Linked DNA regions of Homo sapiens: region 1 is linked to region 2. Evidence: chromatin loops called from intact Hi-C (ENCODE). Cell type or tissue: natural killer cell. All regions are shown on one strand. Links, peaks and the distances in the headings refer to the core of each region. The heading gives the core; the rest is flanking DNA.

Evidence for each region. A loop is a pair of places that touch in the nucleus more often than their neighbours do. Peaks named below come from ENCODE experiments on the same cell type or tissue, not always from the same donor. Only the 100,000 strongest peaks of a DNase experiment are listed, where the experiment ranks them.
Region 1: a loop joins it to region 2, with 13 times the contacts of the local background. A loop is called at or near these places in 3 of 110 quality-filtered maps.

The regions. Positions count from the first base shown.
Region 1 is chr15:101,740,030-101,749,831 of GRCh38, forward strand. It overlaps the pseudogene UBE2Q2P13. Among named protein-coding and RNA genes, the nearest start is that of TARS3, 20 kb to the left of the region's middle. RefSeq lists a silencer at 6,390-6,760. In natural killer cell, for the core only: no CTCF peak of the experiment used is centred there; a DNase peak (open chromatin) is centred at 5,478; H3K4me3 peaks cover 212 bases.
Region 2 is chr15:99,809,990-99,819,791 of GRCh38, forward strand. It overlaps the pseudogene LOC400464. Among named protein-coding and RNA genes, the nearest start is that of LYSMD4, 81 kb to the left of the region's middle. In natural killer cell, for the core only: no CTCF peak of the experiment used is centred there; no DNase peak of the experiment used is centred there.

The DNA.
Region 1 (9,802 bases), core at 827-8,826, 1.9 Mb after region 2:
TTTTTGGGAGACATTTTCTCAAAAAAATGAGATTCTGTCATTTCAAGAAAAACAACAGGCAGGCCATAATAAAATTCAATAATAAAATTGCTAATAATAAAATTCAAGCTTTTGAACAAAAAATTAGTTTTAGAAAACTTATATCCACCATAGCTTTCCAAAAGTATTCTGATGAGATTGATGGTGATATTGATGAATGTATTTTGATATTGTATAATCAAACGTATCAACATGTAGAAGATCTTGAACCATTATTTTCTAAATGACCAATGCATGATGTTGTAATATCATGCAAAGGTAAAAGATCCAAAGTTCAAGAAAAACCAAGTTTTGATGGAGTATCAAAAAAGAAGCCTAGGCAACATGGCAAAACCCTGTCTCTACAAAAAGATACAAAAAATTAGCCAGGTGTGGTGATACACACCTGTAGTCCCAACTACTCTGGAGGCTGAGGTGGGAGGATCACCTGAGTCCCCGGAGACTAAGGCTGCAGTGAGCTGTGATCACACCGCTGCATTCCAGCCTGGGCAACACAGCAAGACCCCATCTCAAAAAAAATTAAAAAAAAATATATATATATATCTCCACAATGATCTAAAATGGCTATCTGTATAAGATTGGACATTGTTCATGTTTTTTAAAGCAAATATCACACAATAAATTGAATGCAGATGAAAATGACATACCAAACATCAAAGAAATTTGCAAAAAATGTAAGACTGTGCTACTTTTGGTTTAGAAATGTTTTCATAAAAGCATTTATAACAATATGTGGTGAGCTTTTAAAGAATAGTTTAAATATTTCTGATTTAATTTCTAGTGATAAATACCAATAGATATAACCTACATAAACCAAAGCTCCTTGGGCCCTCAATATATTTTTAAGAGTATAAAGGAGTCCTGATTCCAAAACTTTGAGAACTGCTGCCTTCCCCTCCACTTTCCTTCCTTCCCTAGAATTTCTTCCTGGGAAGAAACATCCCTTTGCCATTCCATATTAACTTACAGAGTTCCACTGAGGCCAGTTTTGCTACCTCCCTCCCATCTTTCCACCTCCCTCTCTTGACACAAAACCTAACCAAAGGACTTTACCAGCCCACCCCATTTCCAGTGATTAGCTGTCAAGGTGGGCTAAGCCAAGAAAATCTGGGTTTTCTCTGAGACTAGCCCTCTCTTTCTGGGAGATTGGAATCACAGGGGCAAGGCTGGCTACCTTGGGATAGTCAGAATTCATCTTGCCTAAATGGGGAGAGGTTAGGCAAGTTTCTAGAAAGCCAAACTGCTTTCTAGAAAGTCAAAGATAATTATACTTTCTGCCACAACTGTGAGAATGCCCATTTTCTAACATTTTTACCAAACTGATAAATAAAAGCTGGTACCTAGAAGAAAAAAAGGCCGGGTGTGGGGGCTTACATCTGTAATCCCAGCACTTTGAGAGGCCGAGGCAGACAGATCACCTGAGGTCAGGAGTTTGAGACCAGCCTGGCCAATATGGTGAAACCCCGTCTCCACTAAAAATACAAAAATTAGCTGGGTGTGGTGGCAGGCACCTGTAATCCCATCTACTTGGGCAGCTGAGGCAGGAGAATTGCTTGAACCTGGGAGGCAGAGGTTGCAGTGAGCTGAGATCACACCATTGCACGGCAGCCTGGGTGACAAGAGTGAGACTTTGTCTCAAAAAAAAAGTTTCCATATAATATAATTTGTTCCATCTCTAGAAACCAATTCAGCAATGAGAACTGAAAGCCACCACTTGGAAGGTTTCAAGGATTCAGCTCTACCTATTGATGTCTAAAGCATTAGTTAAGGTAGAAACACACACACACACACACACATACAGCCTATGTATTCAGTACCAGGAAACATGACGGGCTAGATGGTATAATCATCCAACAGAAAGCGCACAATAACTGAAGCCACTGCAGAGGAGTAAGTTACGACACGGATCTACAATATTGTTGAGTGAAAAAGCAGATTACAAAAAAAATCTGATTTTTCAAGGGAGAGGGAACATATACAAGCATAGGAGAAAAGAGATGAGCAGATGACTGGAAAAATACAAAATTCTGATAGTGGTACCTTCTGAGTGGTAGAATTATCAGTAATATTTTCTAGTTTTGCCTAAAAATTTTCTAAATTTCTTAAAATAAGGTTTTGTTATCCATATTATAAAAGATCCACCACCCCAGGAAACTTAACCTTCAGCACAAACTCTACAACATGTTCAAAGTTTGTTCAGTTTAATATTTAAGAGACAATCTATTTTGAAAGACATCTAAAATGATGACCAATATTTAAACCTATGCATTAATATTTTTCAATCATATGCTTTAAATTTTGTAATTTTGATAAGGTTAAGCTTTATATCCACCTTGAAAAGGTAAGTTTTCTATTTGTCTTCAAAATATGACCTAAAATAGGCCAGTTTTTAAACAGCGAATGGTGCTCAAAAACCGCAATATAAATTCAGGCAGTGTTCCTTACATAGAATGTTTAAGTGCTTCTAACACTGCTGTTTTTCACCAGTTATGAAAACACATTACAATTATCTAAGCATCTAATTATTCAGGTCCCTTGTTTCTCCTCCATTCTATCAGTTTTATAGTAATTTTAAGGCCTGTGAGGATGAAGTTGTCTGTGATGGCTACCACAAAGGTTACTATAAGTGGACAAATTTCCAACAAGTTTATCTCCACTACCATCCCCACCATAAAACTGTCTTGATCAAGGGCAACACATTTCAAGGTTAACCAAGACAACCTCTTTACCTGTCACTGCTCAAGAAAAGGATTTTTTGGTCTTATTTAGAATTAACTTTCTGTATCTATTTTTCTCCATAAATCCACTGAGGCCAATGTGTGGCTCTATCTCAAGCTCCAGCAAGCAAAACTGCCTGCCAGAAGGTTCAGTTTTTGTATCTTTCCAAATGTAGGACACAGCTCTCTTTTGATATCATAATTATTTGAAAATTGATGCACAAACTTCTTCTTGAAAGTTCAGCCAGGCACAGTGGCTCACGCCTGTAATCCCAGCATTTTAGGAGGCAGAGGCAGGTGGATCACGAGGTCAGGAGTTCAAAACCAGCCTGGCCAAGATGGTGAACCCCGTCTCTACTAAAACCACAAAACTTAGCCAGGTGGGGTGGCAGGTGCCTGTAATCCCAGCTACTCGGGAGGCTGAGGCAGGAGAATCGCTTGAACCTGGGTGGCGGAGGTTGCAGTGAGACCAGATCGTGCCACTGCACTCCAGCCTGGGTGACAGAGTGAGAATCCGTCTTAAAAGAAAAGAAAAGAAAAAGTTCAGATATACAGCAGTTGTAATTCTTCTGAAAGCTAGTTATGGGACACATTACTTTCACACTTTGCTGTTCAATAAATGTGGGGTGGAGAATAAAGTAAACTGACAGAATTACCATATAAAATAAAATTCTAAGTGCTCTGACAACAAAAGAAACTTAAAACACACACACACACACACTCTCTCTCTCACACACAGTTTTCCCTGCTAATCATTTTACAACTAAACAACCAAAGTAGCTAACCCAGAGCCCACAACAGCAGAGTAAAAATTCTAACACTTGGTTAAATAAAAATGCACATATACCGCTGTGAGCTAAAAAAAAATGCTTAAGCATTCAAAGACAGACAGCAATTACAGCTACTGAGAACATCATTGTAAGCAAACTGAGGCAGAGAAAACAAAGGTGCTGATGAGGAATTGAACCACCTAACCTGCAGAAACCCACTGGATGGTTTCCTAGGTTCCGAGTTGGCATTATCTTTCAGAGTGATTTCTAAAAGAGATCACATAATACTGTTACAAAGGATCTGGAGAAAGGGACCCTTGCTTTATCTCTCTGGCTCTCCAGTCATGCTTTACATTTTCACTTCTTACGCTCTCATATGAAATCAATTTACAGACTTCCTTCAAGCCCTTAGAGACCTTTTTGTACTATCCATGACAAGTTCTTGATGTAGCTCTGCACTTTTGACAAATTCTTAGCAGTTAACTTTCAAGGCAGTTAAGATTTCTGTTCAAGCACGATATAGCTAGAATAGGGTCATATACTCAATAAAACAAATATTTACCAAGCATTTACTGACTGGAAGATAAAAAGCACAAAGCATAATTATAAAATATTTTCCCCTGCCACCATAAAAAAAAAATTAAAAAGGCCTACAGAATATAGCATAACATGACCAAAGCAAAAATAGTGAGGACCAAAGAGGGGAGGAAGGGAAAATATCAGCATGAACTGAATATGACCCAGGAGAGCCTTGATGGTCAGACATGTAAAGACAAATTGGGTAGGGTGAAGGGGTGGAGGTCAGGGACGCATCCTACAGGGGAAAAACAGCTCACACAGAAGCCTGAAAGGAAAAGCGGGCAGACACCTGTACGGGACTCTTACCTGCCGCCTTGACTGTACAATGAGCCCTTCCAGAACACAGCAGCGCGCGGCCAGGCCCCGGGGAGAGGGATCGCTCAAACAGCACCAGAGGCTGCATTCCAACTTTTCCTCCGTCAACGAGGCCGTTTTCATTGTTAGTTTCTCCTTAAACACAAACTTAAAAACAACTGGCTTAAATCTACTATCGCATCTTGCGTGATCATGTTTGTGCCTTACAGTGACAGGCTGCAAACGATAGAAATTCAACCCAAACTGTCACAAGAAAAGAAGGAAAGGCTTGTAACTACTTAAACATATTGCTAATTAAAGATGTCTGGAAAATTGACTCAAAAACAAAAACAAAAACAAAACAACAACAAAAAATTGGCCGAACACGCGGGAACAGGGAAAACCTGACTGAAGAATGAGGCCTTAAAACTTAAGGGCCTTGGGTCCCGGCGCGGTGGCTCACGCCTGGAATCCCAGCACTTTGGGAGGCAGAGGTGGGTCATTTGAGGTCAGGAGTTCGAGACCAGCCTGGCCAACACGGTGAAACCCCCTCTCTACTAAAAACACAAAAGTTCACCAGCCTTGGTGGCGGGGCCTGTAATCCAGCTACTGGGGAGGCTGAGGCAGGAGAATCGCTTTAACCCGTGGACTGTCAAGAGACATAGGCTGCAGTGAGCCGAGATCCCACCACTGCACTCCAGCCTGGGCGACAATGAGACTGTCTCAAAAAAAAAAAAGAAAAGAAAAAAAAACTTTTTTTTTTTTTTGAGAGAAGTCTCGCTCTTGTCCCCCAGGTTTGAGTGCAATGGCTTAATCTGGGCTCACTGCAACCTCCGCCTCCCGGGTTCAAACGATTCTCCTGCCTCTGCCTCCCAAGTAGCTGGGATTAAGGCGCCTGCCACCACGCCCGGCTAATTTTTGTAGTTTTTAGTAGAAACGCGGTTTGACCATGTTGGCCACGCTGGTCTCGAACTCCTGACCTCAGGAGATCCGCCCGCCTCGGCCTCCCAAAGTGCTGGGATTACAGGCGTGCGCCACCGCGCCCAGGCAAAAAACGCGAGCATCTCAGAGGCCTTTTCCCTTCCGCGCCTGGGCTCAAACGACGCTGGAGCGCCCCGCCCCGCCCCGTCGCGGTCCCGGGAGCAGTCCCGCTGACTGAGGGCGACCATGGGTCCCAAGAGGGCTCCGGCCGCCGCGGGCTCCCACCTCGGTGCGTGGCGACGGCGGCCAAGAGGGGCCAGCGGCCCCCGAGTCAGCCCCGCGCCAGGAGCCGGAGAGACGCGCCCTCCGCCTCCTCCCACCCAAGCCTCGCGCAGTCCCGGGGGCGGGGCGGGGCCAGCTGAGGGAGGAAGGGGCGGGGACCCGGGGCCTCTACCCGTTAGGCTGCCGTTGGTCCCGAGACTCCCCCATCTGCGCCCCCGCCCTGCCCTGCGAGGCCGCCGCCGCGCGCCCCACCGTCTGTTGCAGTGGAGCGTGAGCCGCGGCTGCGGCTCCTGGTTCTTGTGGAAGGTAGACGCCAGCAACTTCAGCTTGGCCTTAACCCTGACAGGGACATCTTCCCTCATCTCCGGCGGGAGGGGCGCGGAAGGGGAGCCGCTGTCATGGCTGCGACCACCCAGCGGGACCGCCCGGCCGAGCGCTCGCGGCTTCGCCTCTCCCCGCCGCCTCAACCTTCGTGGGAGCGCGGATGGAAAATGGGAAGGGGCACCGAGGCCTCGGCGGGGAGCTGCGCGGCGGCCTCGGGGGCTGCTCCCTTTGCGACCGACGCCACCGATAGGAGGGGCGGCTCCTGTCAAGCCTCAGCTTAAAAGGGCAACAGCGGCCGGGCGCGGGGGCTCCCGCCTGTCATCCCAGCACTTTGGGAGGCCGAGGCGGGCGGATCACGAGGTCAGGAGATCGAGACCATCCCGGCTAACACGGGGAAACCCCGTCTCCACTAAAAATACAAAAAATTAGCCGGGCGCGGTGGCTCACGCCTGTAATCCTAGCACTTTGGGAGGCCGAGGCGGGCGGATCACGAGGTCAGGAGATCGAGACCATCCTGGCTAACACGGGGAAACCCCGTCTCTACTAAAAATACAAAAAATGAGCCGGGCGCGGTGGCGGGCGCCTGTGGTCCCAGCTACTCGGGAGGCTGGGGCAGGAGAATGGCGCGAACCCGGGAGGCGGAGCTTGCAGTGAGCCGAGATCGCGCCACCGCACTCCAGCCTGGGCGACAGAGCGAGACTCCGTCTCAAAAAAAAAAAAAAAGAAAAAGAAAAAGGACAACAGCACCACCGTCCCCGCTACCGCCTGGGAAAGGGCTGCCCCAACCCTGCCACCTTCCCTGTCACCCCTCAACCCGGCGCGCACCCGTTTTGGCGGTTGCACGAGTCCAGAGCGTGCGCGCGCTCCCGGCTGCCCCCTCCTCCCCTTGACCCAGCACCTTTCTGCCCGACCCATCTAGTCCCTACATTCCTCACACTCGCCTACTGGAGGCTCAGGGCGGCACAACCACCAACTGTAGTGTGTGTGTTTCTCCCGAGTGTGTGTGTGTGTGTCTCCCAAGGGAACAGAGCACTGCTGAGTTCAGGTTGATTATTAGGTCGTGGACTGTCAGCAAAATGCAGTCACAAGAAGGCTGTGGGCTGTTTTGTGTTTTGCGGTGACATCATGTTGCTCATGTTTTATGTTTTTCAGAGTTCATTAGTTTCTATTTGTTCTCAGTTAATATCCACCTCAATAGATTGCATAAGTAGAATACCCCCAAACTGAAAGTCACCTACATAAAGTGTAGTGAAAAATATGTCACCCACTTAAACTATAGCTTAAACTATAGTTGAAGTTGTGTACACACTAGTTTTGTGTAGCCAACACTAGGTAATGGGTAAAGGCACAGGATCCTGGGGCTCTACTGCCTGGTTCAATTTCCAACTTTGCCATTTGCTGACTGTGAAATACTAGACAACTTTAAGCCTCAGTTTCTTTCTTTTTTTTAAACTTAATCCCAAATGTGATAGTAAGTCTCAGTTTCTTGATCTGAAAAACAGAAATTATTCAATGAGAGTCTGTGAAAACATTAAAGTTTTTAAAGCCACTGCCTGGCTCAGGAAAGTCCTCAGCTTTAGCCGTTATTAGCTATGATAATTATTGTGTTGGCTACACGTGCATTAATGAGGTAGGAAAATGCTCAAGGATAACAACCAAGTATCCAGATTATCTCATGAGACCGAGAGAGATGCATATGTGTGCATGCTCATGTTTCAGCTCAGAGCGCTTTGTCTAGAAGGCTCTTGAACTCAGAGGCCCAGGCACTATCAACTTGACTTTGCAGTGGAGGCATCACTTTTGTTGATCAATGAAATTGACATAATGCTCATTTTTTTTTTAGCACCGACCATGTGCCGAGAGCTAACTGTGTCAAGAAGAGCATGCTTCAGTTGGCTGGAGTGAGCAATTCAACTTGTGGAGGAGTGAGAAATGTTAGTGTTGAGACAAGAAACGTAAAACCCCAGGGTAAGGTAGGAATCAGTGAAAGGCAGAGGAACTGCCGTCCAGTAATGAGTTAGGCTTTGCTGGCTTCTGGCCCTACAGATGACTCTTTGGAGAGGAAAAAATTAAGCTAGGCCCGAGGGCACAGATCCTAAGGGAATGCTGGCAGCCTAGGCTGTCTATGGAAGAGAAGCAGAGGGTGGCACCTGGTTGAAAGAGGGGGTTGGGGGACAGAGCTTGAGGCTGTGTTTACAGATGGAGTCCTCTGATTCCTGTGACTGGGGAAGGAGATCGTGCTGGATCAGGGCACCTCAAATCAGAACTCTTCCCACCCACACCCCTTCTTTTCAGGGCGTCTTTCATTGCAAACAGTAGATAAACTAGTTGGAAAACTCAGCAGATTCTCACGGTGGTGCCTAGCAGGCCAGGCCTAGCTGCCGTTTAAGCTGTGACTGAGGGTGATGCCACTGGCCTGTAAACACACATTGGACAATCTTTACGTCCGTGGACACGCCATGCCCCACAGAGACAGCTGTGCATGGTTCTTTAGGTTTGGGGTGCTGTGCTGGCAGTTGCCTGATAAATGTGTAGGATTAAAATGGGATGCCCTGGAGCTTAGCTAACCTTTATCCCCCCTCCCCCCTCTAAAATGAAGGGGCTGCTAGTTTTGTTTGCTTTATGAAAGATGGATCTGTTATTGTTTTTAGAACCTTTGGAGAAAGATTTGTTGGGAGGAAGCGATCCTGAACCCCCAGAGATTTTCTCATTTACTGGTGCACCAGCTTTCGAGTCCTAGGTCTTCATCCTGGCTCAGCCACCCTCCAGCTGTGTGACCTTTGAGAAGTTGCTTGACTACACTGAGTCTCATTGTCACCTATGAGTGGAGGTTGCTACATTGCTACTGTGTGGAGCACCTACCCCCAGCCACTCTTACAGGGTGATGGTGACGATTAAATGCAATAATAAGGCTGAAGGAGGAGGATCGCTTGAAGCCAGGAGTTTGAGACTAGCCTGGGCAACAAAGCCAGACCACATTTCTATGAAAATGTTTTTTTAAAAAATTAGCTGGACTTGGTGGCTTGGGCCTACAGTCCAGCTACTCGAGAGGCTGAGGTGAGACCACTTGAGCCCAGGAGCTTGAGGCTGCAGTGAGCTGTGATTGCACCACTGCACTCCCGCCCAGGAAACAGAGAGAGACCCTATCTCAAATAAATGAATAAGTAAATAAATAAAATAATAAAATAATGCATGCAATTAGTACACTAGTACATGATCAGGCACATGATAACTGCTCGATAAATGGTAGCCTCAGTAAACTTTATAATGTTTTAAAGGAGAATGTCCTTTGGACTCAGCCTTTCAAATGACAGAGCATTTGAAAAGACTGATTTGTATGATGGCTATTTCCTACAGATACAAGACTGTACCTCCAGGGACTCAAGGCATTGGCTCAGTGGGGCACCTTGTTCTGTTTACTCTTGTTTTGGTCAGCACCGATTGCCCTAGGGCTAAGCAGGGCTGCCACCACAGACTCAGTTGCCAAGAGTATCCCCCTCCCCAAGCTAGCCATGGGAAAGCCACTCGCATTGTAAGACTACAGGAAATCAAAGGGAATAAAAAGCACAATTTAGTCACCTACTCTCCAGTTGATGGGCAATAGGTTTTTGCTATTTTGAACAGAGCTGTTAGGAACATTCCTTGTCCACATCCCCTGTTTTATATAGGCAAGAATTTCTCTTCCACGTAGAGTAGAATTACTGGGCTAGGAGGAGTGTGAATATTGAACCTTATGAGATGGAGCCAAACTGTTTTCCAAAGTGGTCATACCAGTGTATACTCCCAGCAGCAGTTCTTAAGAGATCTCAGGATGTCTATCTTCTGGTGATTTCACAAGCAGTCAAAAAGAATGAACGCCAGCAATAAACAACAATA
Region 2 (9,802 bases), core at 668-8,667:
TCAAGACAGTTTTATGGTGGGGATGGTAGTGGAGATAAACTTGTTTGACATTTGTCCACTTATGGTAACCTTTGTGGTGGCTGTCACAGACAACTTCATCCTCACAGACCTTAAAATTACTGTAAAACTAATAGAATGGAGGAGAAACAAGGGACCTGAATAATTAGATGCTTAGATAATTGTAATGTGTTTTCATAACTGGTGAAAAACAGCAGTGTTAGAAGCACTTAAACATTCTATGTAAGGAACACTGCCTGAATTTATATTGTGATTTTTGAGCACCATTCACTGTTTAAAAACTGGCATATTGTAGGTCATATTTTAAAGACAAATAGAAAACTTATCTTTTCAAGATTGATATAAAGCTTAACCTTATCAAAATTACAAAATTTAAAAAATATGATTGAAAAATATTAATGCATAGGTTTAAATATTGGTCATCATTTTAGATGTCTTTCAAAATAGATTGTCTTTTAAATATTAAACTGAACAAACTTTGAACATGTTGTAGAGTTTGTGCTGAAGGTTAAGTTTCCTGTGGTGGTGGTGGTGGATATTTTATAATATGGATAACAAAACCTTCTTATTTTAAGAAATTTAGAAAATTTTTAGGCAAAACTAGAAAATATTACTGATAATTCTACCACTCAGAAGGTACCACTATCAGAATTTTGTATTTTTTCAGTCATCTGCGCATCTCTTTTCTCCTGTGTTTGTATATGTTCCCTCTCCCTTGAAAAATCAGATTTTTCTTGTAATCTGCTTTTTCACTCAACAATATTGTAGATCCGTGTCATAACTTACTCCTCTGCAGTGGCTTCAGTTATTGTACACTTTCTGTTAGATGATTATACCATCTAGTCAGTCATGTTTCCTGGTACTGAATACATAGGCTGTATGTGTGTGTGTGTGTGTGTGTTTCTACCTTAACTAATGCTTTAGACATCAATAGGTAGAGCTGAATACTTGAAACCTTCCAAGTGGTGGCTTTCAGTTCTCATTGCTGAATTGGTTTCTAGAGATGGAACAAATTATATTGTATGGAAAGTTTTTTTTGTTTTTTTTTTTGAGACTTAGTCTTGCTCTTGTCACCCAGGCTGGAGTGCAATGGCATGATCTCAGCTCACTGCAACATCTGCCTCCTGGGTTCAAGCGATTCTCCTGCCTCAGCCTCCCAAGTAGCTGGGATTACAGGTGCCTGCCACCACGCCGGCTAATTTTTCTAGTTTTAGTAGAGATGGGGTTTCACCATGTTGGCCAGGCTGATCTCGAACTCCTGACCTCAGGTGATCCACCTGCTTTGGCCTCCCAAAATGCTGGGATTACAGGTGTGAGCCACCATGCCCGGCCTTTTTTTCTTCTAGGTACCAGCTTGTATTTATCAGTTTGGTAAGAATGTTAGAAAGTGTGCAATAAAATGGGCAGTCTCACAGTCATGGCACAAAGTATAATTATCTTTGACTTTCTAGAAAGCAGTTTGGCTTTCTAGAAACTTGCCTAACCTCTCCGCATTTAGGCAAGATGAATTCTGACTACCCCAAGGTGGCCAACCTTGTCCCTGTGATTCCAGATCTCCCAGAAAGAGAGGTTTAGTCTCAGGGAAAACCCACATTTTCTTGGCTTAGCCCACCTTGACAGCTAATCACTGGAAATCGGGTGGGCTGGTCAGATTTTGTGTCAAGAGAGGGAGGTGGAAAGATGGGAGGGAGGTAGCAAAACCGGCCTCAGTGGAACTCTGTAAGTTAATATGGAATGGCAAAGGGATGTTTCTTCCAAGGAAGAAGTTCTAGGGAAGGAAGGTAAGTGGAGGGGAAGGCAGCAGTTCTCAAAGTTTTGGAATCAGGACTCCTTTATACTCTTAAAAATATATTGAGGGCCCAAGGAGCTTTGGTTTATGTAGGTTATATCTATTGGTATTTATCACTAGAAATTAAATCAGAAATATTTAAACTATTCTTTAAAAGCTCATCACATATTGTTATAAATGCTTTTATGAAAACATTTCTAAACCCAAAGTAGCACAGTCTTACGTTTTTTGCAAATTTCTTTGATGTTTGGTATGTCGTTTTCATCTGCATTCAATTTATTGTGTGATATTTGCTTGAAAAAATGTGAACAATGTCCAATCTCATACAGATAGCCATTTTAGATTATTGTGGAGATATATATATATATATATATATAAAATAATATATATATATTTTTTAGATGGGGTCTTGCTCTGTTGCCCAGGCTGGAATGCAGTGGTGTAATCACAGCTCACTGCAGTCTCAGTCTCTGGGGACTCAGGTGATTCTCCCACCTCAGCCTCCAGAGTAGTTGGGACTACAGGTGTGTATCACCACACCTGGCTAATTTTTTCTATCTTTTTATAGAGACAAGGTTTTGCCATGTTGCCTAGGCTTCTTTTTTGATACTCCATCAAAACTTGGTTTTTCTTGAACTTTGGATCTTTTACCCTTGCATGATATTATAACATCGTGCATTGGTCATTTAGAAAATAATGGTTCACCAAGATCTTCTACGTGTTGATACATTTGATTATATAATATCAAAATACATTCATCAATATCACCATCAATCTCATCAGAATACTTTTGGAAAGCTATGGTGTATATAAGTTTTCTAAAATTCTAATTTTTTGTTCAAAAGCTTGAATTTTATTATTGAATTTTATTATGGCCTGTCTGTTGTTTTTCTTGAATTGACAAAATCTCATTTTTTGAGAAAATGTCTCCCAAAAACCCAAGTTGAAATAACATTGTTTGTCAGTCATCCTTTCAAGTAAAAATGGTATTCCATTAAAGTGGTTAATTCACTTCACAACTTAGTCACATGAGGGTTTTTTCTCAGGCAGTCTGTAGAAATGCTCATGTGTACTTCCAATTTCATCACTTGAAATATTAAAAAGATATATTCAAGGATGAAGATGTAGTACAATTTTCACTGCTTCATCATAGACATTCTTTTTATTTTCCAACAGGGCCTTCTTCTGTCACCCATGCTGGAGTGCAGTAGCATGATCACAGCTCACGGTAGCCTCCACCTTCTGGGCTCAATCCTCCTACCTCAGCCTTCCAAGTAGCTGGGACTACAGGTATGCAACCACCATGTCCAGCTAAATTTTGTACTTTTTGTAGAGATGGAGTTTCACCATGTTGGCCAGACTGGTCTCAAACTCCTGACCTCAAGTGATCCACCTGCCTCGGCTTCCCAAAGTGCTGGGGTCACAGGCGTGAGACACCATGCCCAGCCTGCCCTTCCTTTTTAAACCTTTCCTGTGCATAGTGAAGAATACCATGACTAGTTTGGTGTTACTGCCTTTGTTTGTGCTGAAGTACCAGCATTTTTACCCACTATTGTATTTGCACCGTTACAGCAAATGTCACCATGTTAGTATTCACGTTAAAATAGTTTGGACCTGGGCGTCTGAGGGCCCCACTTTGGGAACCGTTGAAATAGGTACTTAAACCTACTATATATCATATCTTGTCATCTACAAGATTTTTAAAAACATGATTTCAGTTAATTTTTTTTGTAATTTTTACAATATGGTTTTGAGGGGTTTCAGTCCAGAGCAACAACATGTATTTTATTTAGCTTATGCTGAAGTTTACTAGATAAATACTAACCTAATAGAATGAGGTCCTAAATCTTTTTTTGCAGTTTCTTTAGCCAAAAAAAAAAAAAAACCCAAAACTAAAAGCATAAAAATGGTCCATAGGGTGTATTCCCAATGTATGCTGAAGAATTTGAAGAAGAAAATGCAATACTCAGTAAGTGGTGTTCTTTATGAATAGGATTAATTCTGAAGAGTTTCTTTTAGCCTGTGAAGGGATTTGGGACATAGTAAGAGAGGAATGAGAAGAATGAGAATAGTAAAATAAACCATTATTGAAGAGATATACTGTTAATGATGTCCTCCTTCCATACAACTTGTTTTTTTCTTTTTTTTTTTTTGAGACAAAGTCTTGCTCTGTCACCAGGCTGGAGTGCAGTGGTGCAGTCTCAGCTCACTGCAACCTCCGCCTCCCTGGTTCAAGCCATTCCCCTGCGTCAGCCTCCTGAGTAGCTGGGACTACAGGCTCGTGCCACCATGCCCGGCTAATTTTTATATTTTATTTTAGTAGAGACAGGGTTTCACCATGTTGGCCAGGGTGGTCTCAATCTCCTGACCTCGTGATCCACCCACCCTGGCCTCCCAAAGTGCTGGGATTATAGGCGTGAGCCACCGTGCCCGGCCAACTTGTTTTTCTTAAAAGAACCTTTAGTAAATATTTGGCTTCTGTGGCTTCAGGTATAATTCAGATTACTGTTTTCAAAGCAGTGTTTCCTAAAGTTGTTTGTGCGAAATTGTTTTTGTGACTTGAATCTAGTTGTTCTGAAGCTAATATATAATAATAATGGCTTCCCCCCAATTTATAATAGCAAACAGTACAAAGTAACAGACTATTAGATGAGGGATGGAAGGAGAAGGACAAGGGTTGAAAAAGTATTGCATGCTATGTTCACCATCTGGTTAATCGATACATTTGTACTCCAAATCTGAGCATCAAGCAGTATCCCATATGCAGTAACAAACCTGCATATGTACCCACTAAATCTAAAATAGATTCTGAAAAAAAAGTTCATCCATATCAGCAATAATTGAATTGAAGGTGTAAAACTGTAATAAAAATTCAGACACTACAAAGTATCTTGTAGTTAAGCTACAAAAAAAAAACCCTAAAACCATCTATATAGAAAATTTTAGGAATTGATCTTAAAGGAAATCCAAATAAGTAGAAAATTATCATGTTCATGAATGTGATAACTTAATATTAAATTACATTATTTTTCCAATAAATCTAATATGATCATTGATTTTAATAAAATATTTGATTCTAAAACGTGCATAGAATATTTTTAATAAATAACTTGATTAATTTTTAAAAATGCAGAGGGTTGGACTTGCCTTATCAGACATTGGAACTTATTACAAATATATGGGGAAAAATGTGGTAACTGGTGAAGTTTTAGTTTCCATTAAGAAATACTGGATATGGCCGGGTGCGGTGGCTCATGCCTGTAATCCCAGCACTTTGGGAGGCTGAGGAGGGCAGATCATCTGAGGTTAGGAGTTCAAGACCAGCCCTGCCAACATGGCGAAAGCCCCTCTCTATTAAAAAAAAAAAAAAAAAAAAAATTAGCCAGGCGTGGTGGCGGGTGCCTACAATCCTAGCTACTCAGGAGGCTGAGGCAGGGAGAATCACTTGAACCTGGGAGGTGGAGGTTGCAGTGAGCTGAGATTGCACCACTACACTCCAGCATGGGTGACAGAGTGAGACTGTGTCTCAAAAAAAAAAAAAAGTGCTGGATCTCAGCGGCAATGGAAAGGGAAAGGAAAGTTACTGATGGCAACATATTACTAATGGTAAATAAGCACATGAAAAGATGCTCAATATCATATGTCATTAGAAAATTGCAAACTCAAACAATGAGATGCCACTGCATAGCTATTATAATGGCCAAAATCCAAAATACCAACACTACTGAGAGCTGGTAAAAACAATGAGCAGAAATAACTTACTCATTGCTAGTGGGGATGCGAAATGGAACATCCACTTTGGAAGACAGCTTAGCAGTTTCTTATGAAACAAAGCACACTCTTAGCCTATGATTCCATAATTGTGCTCCTTGGTATTTGCCAAATGAGTTGAAAACTTATGCCCACATAAAACATGCACACAAATGTTTGTAGCAGTGTTATTCATAATTACCAAAACAAACAACCAAGATACCTTTCAACAGGCAAATGGACCAATACTCTATGGTGTAGCCATACAATGGAATATTAATCAGTTCTGTATAGAAAAAGAGCTATCAAGCCACAAAAAGGCATGGAAGAACCTTAAATGCATATTACTGAGTGAAAGAAGCCAATATGAAAGCCTACACACTATGTGGTTTCAAGTATATGACATTTTGAAAAAGGCAAAACTGTGGAGACGGTAAAAAGATCAGTCATTTCCAGGGGTTCCTGGGGAGGAAAGAAAGGAGGAATAACTAGGTAGAGCCCAGGGGATTTTTAAGGCAGTGAAACTATTATTCTGTGTAACATTGTCATGGTGGGTACATCTTATTACACCCTGTTAAAATCCATAAAATGGACACCACAAAGAGTGAACCCTAATATAATTATGAACTTTAGATAAAAATAATTTATCAACATTGGCTTATCACTTGTAACAAATGTAACATGCTAATGTTAAAAATACCATAAGATGTTAAAAATAGGAGAAATGGGGGTGGGGTGAGAGAGTCTATGGACACGCACTTTAATTTTCACTAATACCGTCTGTAAACCTAAAACAGCTCAAAAAGTAATGTCTATTAATTTATATATATATATAATATATATGTGGTTATTGCAATGTCTTATTGCAATTAATACACAGTGAGAGATTGTGTCTAAGAACTCACATGGTCTTTAATTTGAATAACAACATTGAAATACTATATTAGCGTATTTATAAATTAAGAAAAAGTAAATTTTTCATATATGAATTGTTTGTAACACTTTATTGAAATAACACCCACATCAATCCTCATCAGTTCTGATGCCCACATAATAATTAAAAGCCTCCAGCAGGTCCAATTTCATTCATTCCTAGAACCAATGAGTTTCACTCTAGCAGGCCATGAGTAGCAGTTCTTCAACTGACAATGATATCTAGAAAGGGAAAGGTATGTTCTATTTCTTTGTGACTAGTGTCCTAAGTCATGGAGACAGAATCATGGGCTTGGAAGTAACATCATCTTCCAGGCTGCTGTGTAACTCACATTCCCAAGGAACAGACTGTCTGGGAAACCCTTTGGTCTCCATCCTTGGGATTTCTTCTTCTCCTCTACATTTGGTTTCTCTTTCTCTCTTTTTCTAAGTCATTTTTTCTTTTTCCGACCAATGATGTTTGTCCTTTTGTCCTAGGACTGGATCTCATTTATCTTTCTGGGAATAGCGCCATCTCTAAAGACTCCAAGTTAACCCACTTCATAGCTAATCATTCCAGTCTAGACACTAAATATTGCAGTGTCAGTCAACATTCCCAGGGCCAGATCTTACCTCACACCTCAGGGTCATAACTCTCTTGACTACATTGGGTTCTGTCCTACTTTTCTCATTCTTGGCCATGTGTATTTTGTCCTATCCTGGGAACAAGGAGAGGAGGCAAGAGCTTTCTCTTGCATTTCCATGTTAACCTTACTACCACATTCTTCCCAGAAAGCCAGGAAATACAATGCCAATGTTTTCCATTCAGTTTATATTTCATGTATAATTAACTTTTGTGTTGAACATGAATAAACTGAAAATTTCTTGAAATAGAAACAATTTGATAGAATTTTGTGGGTACAGTACATACAATCCATGTCCAATAAATTACTGACATCTAAACTTGTTATAGATCTTTTGTTCCATCATGTACTAATTCAGTAATTCTATTGCAATAAAACTAACATTTGTTTGTTATAATTTGTTCTCGGTAAGCCTTTTTCTGTGTTTTGCTTGTGGTTCCATTAGCTTCTAGATGAGCGCTTTTGTATATCTAATTTAGAAGCTTTACATTAAGAACAGTAAGAGAAAATCCTTTAAACTGTATTTCCACTTAAAGTAAGATTATAATAACATATGCTCCACCACATATAGATGTTCACAAAACATAAGCAAGTATGAATATTTTTTCATAACCACTTATGAAGAAATAGCAGGGCTCCTATTACATGTACTGTAACGAATGATAAAGTCATAAACACATACTATGCAAAGTAGCAATAGGCAAATCAGAGAGAGAGAGAGAAAGAGAGCACAATGTTGCTTCCAGAAGACACTGAATTTATTGCTACCACTGAAGAAATTTTTGGAAAGGATGAAGCTTTTTGCTAACGTATACGATAACAACAGCAAAAGGAATAGGACCTGGAATCTTCAGTTGAATCAGTCTATTTATAATCTCGTGTAAGAGGTAGAGAGAAAACATAGGTCATTGCTTTCTCATCATTCATTAATTCACTCACTCATTCAAAACACAAATAGATGCATGCTCTGCTAGACACTGTAGATACAAATGGTTACAACAATCTCTCAAGTTTCTCAAAGCCAGTGGGGGAAATAGGCATATAAACAACAAATATCATGCACTGTCATATTGGACACTTGAAGACTGCCTATTGGACTGTGGGACTACAATATAAGATACTGTCAATTTGTCCTAAGAAGGTCACTCACGGGGGAGTGAAAACTGAATTCCGCCACAAAGGAATAGTCAAATTTTCCAGGCCAGTAGGGAAAATGCTATTCCAGATGGCAGGAACATTGTGAGCAAAGTTAAGGATCAAGGAAAAAATATAAGTATGAAGAGATGAAAGTAGAGGCACGTTGTTCAGTACAAGGGTGGAGTATTTGGTGGAGAGAAATGAGAATTAGGGAGAGACAGACAGGGTCAGATAAAAAATGGTCATGGTCCACATAAAACTAAAGAGTTTAGAATTTATCATGAGACAAATAGGTGTCATTCAAAGATATTATAAGGTACAACATGATGAGATTTGCACTTCAGAACCGCAGCCCTGATAGTGGTTTAGAGGCTGGATTACAGGTGGGGATGGAGGAGCTGTGGTGGAGGCCAGGGTAGGAGAGAAAGGAGTGTGAGGAGTGGTGGGGTGAGTGGGGTGGGGATGGATTTCCTAAAAAGGTGATAGAGGAAGAGAGATTGGGTTGGGACATTCAGAGGTGAGAACAGAAGGAAAAAAAAAAAAAACAGATCTAAAAGGAAAGAGAAGTGATAGGCCTGTGTACCAGTTTGAATAACAATACTACAACTGTTTATCGAGAGCTCATGATGTACCAAACATGATATTTTAATCCTCACTACAATTAATTTTGTAAATTTTTTTATTTTTACTTTTATCAGTTGATATTCAGAGGAGTTAAATCGCTTACTGAAGGCCATGCCAATTTTAAGTGAAGGGATGAGGTTAAAACTAAATGCTACTAGATACAGAGCTGATGTCCTCTCAACTACATTCTTTGGCCCTCTTAACTGGATCAGCAACAGGGGAGAGGGCGGAGACTAGAATAGCTCTTCACAGTTCTCTGGATCTGCTTGGATACTGTCCAGTTTGGAGGAAGAAGATGAATTAAATGGAGATATCTGAGGGATATTCAGGTGCAAAAGATAAATACGCAGTTGGATACATGGGTCTGAAGAAGGTTCCTGGTGACACTGGTTGGTAGATAGACTGAGAGCTGAAATTCACCTGCAGTAATTGTTACTCTGTGTCTTCCTGTTGAATTTATGAGTCAGATCAATATATATTTTCCTCTACCTTTTAAAGTTAGAATTTACAATACCTACCTAATAGTTACTTCCTGCAGAGTAAAAATATTTTGTATTAGTTTTTCATTGGTTGTATTATTTATTAATGATATCCTCAACAAATATGTGTTCATTAACCATTGGGTGCATTGTGCAAATTACACCACACTATTTGATGGAAAGAATGAGGTCTCTTCTTGCTAAATAGTTCTAGTCATCTCCCTTTTATAGTTTCCTTTACTTTGTCTTTAGAGCAATTTATTTTTCTATTCATTATTCATCTTATTACATGTTCTTTTTGGTTCACTTTCTCTAATCCTGTTTTGCAGGAGAAATATTATAAATAAAAACATCTGTATATAACTATAAAGCTTACACTCTCATAGCTCGCACAGAGTTTTTGCAAAAGCAAAAAGATAAAACTTTAGCTCTTTGTAGGTATGATTTTT